Linked DNA regions of Mus musculus: region 2 is linked to region 1. Evidence: chromatin contacts called from ENCODE Hi-C or POLR2A ChIA-PET data. All regions are on one chromosome and are shown on one strand. Each heading gives the region's core, a stretch centred on a gene start or an enhancer-like site at or near the end of the contact. The rest is flanking DNA. Distances are from core to core; before and after follow the strand shown.

Region 1 (2,878 bases), core at 127-2,626:
CAGTGGTGGCGAATGCCTTTAATCCCAGCACGTGGGAGGCAGAGGCAGGCGGATTTCTGAGTTAGAGGCCAGCCTGATCTACAGAATGAGTTCCAGGACAGCCAGGACTACACAGAGAAATTCTGTCTCAAAAAACCAAGAAAGAAAAAAGAAAAAAAAAAAGAAAAAGAAAAAAAGAAAAAAAGAAAAAAATCTGTAATTTACACATAGCACAATACCGTAGACTTACCTCTCCTGTGCGTCCCTTAGAATTCACTTTTCTCCCTCCCTTTCTGAAGCTTTGTAATGTTTTATCTATCTTAAGCCTAGAAAGCAATCAATGAAATTCAAGTAGAAAATCACTGACAGCTCCGAAATGAGGGAATCCAGAGATAAACCACTAGCTATGCAATAAGGAATAGTGAGCGGAGTACATTTTCAGTCTTCATAACGGCGGCCAGGGAATAGAAACACATTTTCCTTGGGGAGAGATTGTGCTAAGGGGACCAGACACAGATACAAAAGATTATTCCTCTCGGGGGTTTATCTTTCTTGACTTCGTGGGACCTAAAACAAAACCAATATAATCCATCACAACCTCCACCCGTTTTATTTTACTTCTTCCGGAACACCATGTAGACCACTTGCCCCCCCCCCCCCCCCAAAAAAAAAGCCTAAAGCAAACTAACTTGGTTAAAGATCTAAAACATTCTGAAAGTTTGGGCGACAAAAGCTGGAACCGACTCCAGACTCTCTCTTAAGTTCTCAGCAGAGCCGAAACAAGATTTCTTAAGGTTTGCAAATAAATCCCTTCAGCTGGACTAAAAACGCACAGAGCCTGGAGCGCTCCCTACAGCTGAGAGCTTGAACCTACCGAGCCCAGAAATCCGGAGTTACCCAAGACGGAGTCCCTCACTCCTTGTGGCGTTTAAGAGAACCAGGTGAAGGTTGGGGTGGAGGGAGGCTGAACCGGCAAAAGGCAGGATTAATCACTTCTCCCAATTGCATCAGCAGCCCCCGCCCTTCCTTCAGAGCACCTCCTATCCTAGAACCTTCGCTACGTACTGCCGCTCCTTCGCCCACCCCCGGCTCCATTATATGCCCTGATACCTCCCCATTATCACCCGCCCTGCCACACTCCCCCCTTTCCTCTTTCCTCCTCCTCCTCCTCCGTCGGGGAAGGAGGAAACCCGAGAGAGGAAACAGGGTGTTGGAGGAAGGGGGCTCCGCGATAAGAGAGGAGGCTCCATTGGCTCCGACACCGTACGGGCGCTTCCCATTGGTCAGGCCCCGCCGGAATCCACGCCCCCTCTGTCCCCGCCCCCGCCCCTCCCCCGCCGGCTCGCGGCCCTCCCCCCGCGCCCCCCGGCCAGCCCCGCGGCGGGGAGGGACCGACAGGGCTTGAGCGGAGAGGCTCCGGCGGTGTCAATGGCTCCTCCTGCCACGGAGCAGCAGCAGCAGCAGCAGCGGCAGCAGCAGCAGCGGCAGCGGCGGCGGCGGCGCTGGGGCTGAGGAGGGAAGGTTCCTTTAAGGAGGAGGAACGACGACGCCTCTTTTGCCCCTATCTCCTCCCTTTTACACTCATTTCCCCTTCGCCGAGGGTGGGGGTGGGGGGGGCGGAGGAGAGAGAAGAGGCCGAAGAAAGAGAAAATTCCTCGCAGGGCGCTCTTTCAGGGGGTGTGGGGGGAGGACGAGGAACGGAGGAGCCGGGCGCCCCCCGCGCGCTCCCGCCCCGCTCGGCTCGCCCTCTCCGAGATCGCCCGTCCGCCCACTCCCCCCGCCGCCGCCGCTGCCGGAGACGCCGCTCGGGAGTCGGCGGGCCCGGCTCGTCTGCTCGGCCGCCGCCGCGCTTCGCCTCGGGCTCCCCAGGCGGACGGACGCCCTTTCTTTCTTTCTCTTGCCCGGCCCGTCTCTCTGTCTGCGTCCCTCGCGGCCGCCCCGCCCGGCGGCCTCGGCCTTGCCCGTGCGCCAGGCCCGGCCGGCGGGCCTCGCTCAAGCTCCGGTGGTGCCCCCAGCCTCCCCGCGGAGCCGGGGGAAGCTCACGCCCGGTGGCCCCCCGGTCCCCGCGTCCCCGGCCGCCCCGCTCCTTCCCGCTCCCCACCCCCTTCCTCCCCGGCCCCGGAGCTCGCGGTGCGTGTGCGCGTGAGTGTGTGTGTCCCTCCGCCAACGCCGCCACCTCAGCCCGGCAAATGAACTCCGTCCGAGCCGCCAACCGGAGACCCAGGCGAGTGTCGCGGCCGCGCCCGGTGCAACAGCAGCAGCAGCAGCCCCCGCAGCAGCCGCCGCCGCAGCCGCCTCAGCAACAGCCGCCGCCGCAGCCGCCCCAGCAGCCGCCGCAGCAGCAGCCCCCGCCGCCGCCGCAGCAGCAGCCCCCGCCGCCGCCCCCGCCGCCTCCGCCGCCGCCTCAGGATCGGAACAACGCCGGCGAGAGGGGTAAGGCCGCGCTCGGGGCCTGGCTGGGCGGGCGGGAGGCCGGGCGGGGGCGGCGGCGGCGGCGGCGGCGCGCCCGGGGTGGGAGACGGAGGCCGAGCGGAGGCGGGTCCCACCGTGCCGCAGTGTTCGCCTGGGCCCGGCCCGGCCGGGCCTGGCCGGCAGGAAAAGCCGCGGCTGCGCGATCCGCCCGGGCTGCGGCTCAGGCCGCGCTTTGTTTGGTTTCGGGGCTGGCACCCTCCGTCCCCACCCCTCCTTGGGGCTTCCCGGCTGGCTCGCCCACCCCACGGGAGTCTGTTCGCGGCCGGGGGCGGGCAGGAGGGTGGGATTTCCCCCCTTTCTGCGCCTGGCTCGATCTGGGCTCCCCCTTTCTCGTGGTAGGTGGGGGGACGGCTGGCTGCGTGGGGCGGTGAGGCTGGCCGGGGAACTTGTTTTCCCCTTCTCTGTGGGCTCCCCCTTGCCCTGGAGG
Region 2 (2,837 bases), core at 303-2,802, 190 kb before region 1:
TAATTTATTTATTTATTTATTTATTTATTTATTTATTTGGTTTTTCGAGACAGGGTTTCTCTGTATAGCCCTGGCTGTCCTGGAGCTCACTCTGTAGACCAGGCTGGCCTCGAACTCAGAAATCCACCTGCCTCTGCCTCCCGAGTGCTGGGATTAAAGGCATGTGCCACCATGCCCGGTGCTAAATTTATTCTTAAATAAAGCATTGTATAGATATTATTTACATTGATAGAAATCTCTATAACTGATACAAAATTGAAGTTATAATTTCTTACATTGGTACAGAATTTGTATATTGATACAGGTTTAAGGTTTTCATTGGTATAAATCTTTGTATATTGATACAAGAATTGAAATTAATATTGTTACTCTTAGATAGGCATTGTGCCTATGCAACTCATTTAAGAATTTGACCCCCAGTCCTATAGCTGCTGTTACAAACAGTTTAGGATGATTAAGTAACAGAAGTTAAGGGCCAGAGAGCAAACTAATGGTTGTATTAGATTCTGATTTAATTATAATAAAGTGTTTTCAATATTATTCAAATAGAAATAGCTAAAAGTAGTCCAGGTTTAACAGTTCATATATATATTCTTCAAAAACATCAGAAGTCCACAGAATATGCCATTTGTAATAATTTCATTGTTATTAGAATTTTGACTAAGAGACATACCAGCACCTGACAGTATCCTCTTCGTGGTTCAAAGAAGATACCGAGCATCGTAACTTCCACATGGAGTTGCTCCAGTTGTGCCAAGGTCGCCACGGGCAAGATTTGCCCTAATGCATCTACAGACAAAAAGTACTGTCCAGGAAAGGACACACAATGCTGAGTCAGAGTCGGCATTTCAGCCAGATTCCCTAGAGATTTGGGGGCAGGTCCAAGTCTGAGAAACACTGAAGCAGAGGGTCCTCACACCTGCTCAGTGATTAAGCTAATCTGATTCTGGGAGGGACCCTTTTGTCTTTCCTGAGTCTATGCTACCTGCTTTGTAAGAGGAAAAGATGGTGGTACCCGTAGGGAGAGTGTTGCTGGAATGGTCAGAAATCCTGACAGGTGTAAAAGTGGGTGATGGCCCAGATCACTACGAGAAATGCACTTATGTGGCAAGGAAGCTATCATCCATGCAGCATCCGTGGAGGACCTGCCGTGTATCAGACCCCCCTCTGTATGAAATACATAGAAACGGCTGGAATGTTCAGGAGATCTGGGCTCTGATCCAAATCTCACTTTTAGCGGCTGAGCCGTTCCCTTGGCCCTTGGCGTCTGTTTCCCCATCTGAAAAAGAAGCGGGGCAGATTGAAGGCCCACTTGGAAACCTTGGCCTTCTTGGGTAAAGTGGTTTTAAGTGATTGCACATGGAACTGAGCGCACTCCAGGACAGGGTGTGATTAAAGGCTGAGTTGAGTGGATTTGGCAGCATCCGGGACATGGACTCTGCAAGCTGGGTACAAGGAACCTGAAGTTGGAAGAAAAGAAAATGCCTCCTCGGGGTACTCCCTAAGCCCCCTGTTGAGAGGGGCGCAGGCTGGAGTTTCTCTCTTGGCCATTAGGTGTCGCATCGCTGCCGTGATGTGTAATGTAGAGTTGATAGGGACGCTTCCGGAGAAAACCTTGAGAATCCCAAGGGTACACGGTCGTCGCTGCTGAGAGCCTTCTAAGTGTAGGAGAGCTCAGAAAGGGTTGCCTTGGATCTAAGCAGGAACCAGTACAAACACTCTTACAGCTCAGGCCGACTAAGATGACATAAAGGGCCAACAAGAATGCAAGCTGGGAGCACAGAACACGCACGTCCGCACACAATATTAGGACATTGGCTGCTGGGAACTTTCCTTCACACAATCGGTCTCTAGCCCACTTTTATCTCTACTTCGGCTCCTCACTCGTTCAAAGAATGAACAGCAAGGAATTCAGACCCAAACCAGAAGTCTAACTTTCATGTCTCTAATCCTACCCTCATAGGCTTTCCTCCAGTGGTGGGAGACAAACGCCGTGGCTGTCACCTGGTCACCCTGTCTAAGGATAGGCAGTGCAGCAGACCCACAAGTGCCCTAAACATTTCCGCCCATGCCATTTCCCTGTAAAAGAGGGAAGGAACATCATTAAGACTCTGTCACGTGTCCAGTCCTGGACCATTCAGACCAGGCACCATTATTCAGTGCCCATTGCTCCTGCAATAATCCTCAACCTGTGGGTCGCGACCCCCTGTGGGGTTAAACAACTCTTTTACAGGAGTTGGATATCACATGGCCTACATAGCAGATATTTATGTTACATTCATAACTAGCAAAATTACAATTATGAAGTACCACAAAATATTTTTACGGCTGACAATCACCACATAAAGAACTATATTAAAGGGTCCCAACATTAGGAAGGTTGAGAACCACTGCTCTTGAGCTACACACAGAGGAACCAAAAGTTTTGTGAATCTGCCTAGCAAAACAGACCATGACTAGCAAGAGATTTGAAGGTTGCACACCTTGAATGATCTCAGTTCGGTTTCCTGACAACCATGAGACGCTGTGTTGTTTAATTTTTCTGGGATCTCCATTTCCATATCTGTAGATCTGAAAGATTAAGTTTATATTTACAAGGTCACTTGAGCAAGCGCTGTTACATACAGATGGCTAGACAAGAACAAGCTAACGTATAAATTAGATCTCATCTGTAAGTCTCTCATAGGTTTTTTTAAAAAAGATTTATTTATTTATTTAATGTATATGAGTACACTATAGCTGTACAGATGGTTGTGAGCCATCATGTGGTTGCTGGGAATTGAACCCAGGACCTCTGCTCGTTCTGGCCCCGCACGCTCCAACTCTGCTCACAACAG

The links. A loop is a pair of places that touch in the nucleus more often than their neighbours do. ChIA-PET counts read pairs that join two places held with the same protein, here RNA polymerase II (POLR2A).
Region 2: a map of gastrocnemius shows a loop between it and region 1 (9-fold over the local background). The contact joins the enhancer-like site here to the promoter of Fbxo11 in region 1. A Hi-C loop is called at or near these places in 16 of 37 maps with a recorded cell type or tissue (Patski, adrenal gland, gastrocnemius and 3 more). POLR2A ChIA-PET finds 5 or more read pairs at or near these places in 3 of 5 experiments (Patski and embryonic stem cell).

What each region holds. Positions count from the first base shown.
Region 1 is chr17:88,064,543-88,067,420 of GRCm38, reverse strand. It overlaps Fbxo11 (F-box protein 11), which reads left to right and starts at 1,376. Exons shown (of 23, transcript NM_001081034.3): 1 at 1,376-2,412. The coding sequence starts at 2,169. It overlaps Gm45950 (a long non-coding RNA gene), which reads right to left and starts at 1,296. Exons shown (of 2, transcript XR_385899.1): 1 at 854-1,296.
Region 2 is chr17:88,250,837-88,253,673 of GRCm38, reverse strand. All of the region lies in intron 4 of Gm31615 (a long non-coding RNA gene), which reads left to right. Among named protein-coding and RNA genes, the nearest start is that of 1700116H05Rik, 55 kb to the left of the region's middle. Within about 2 kb of position 1,552, at least 1 of the 3 ENCODE cell types and tissues checked has a DNase peak (open chromatin) inside an H3K27ac peak, as active enhancers do; it is gastrocnemius, where a contact is called at or near this core.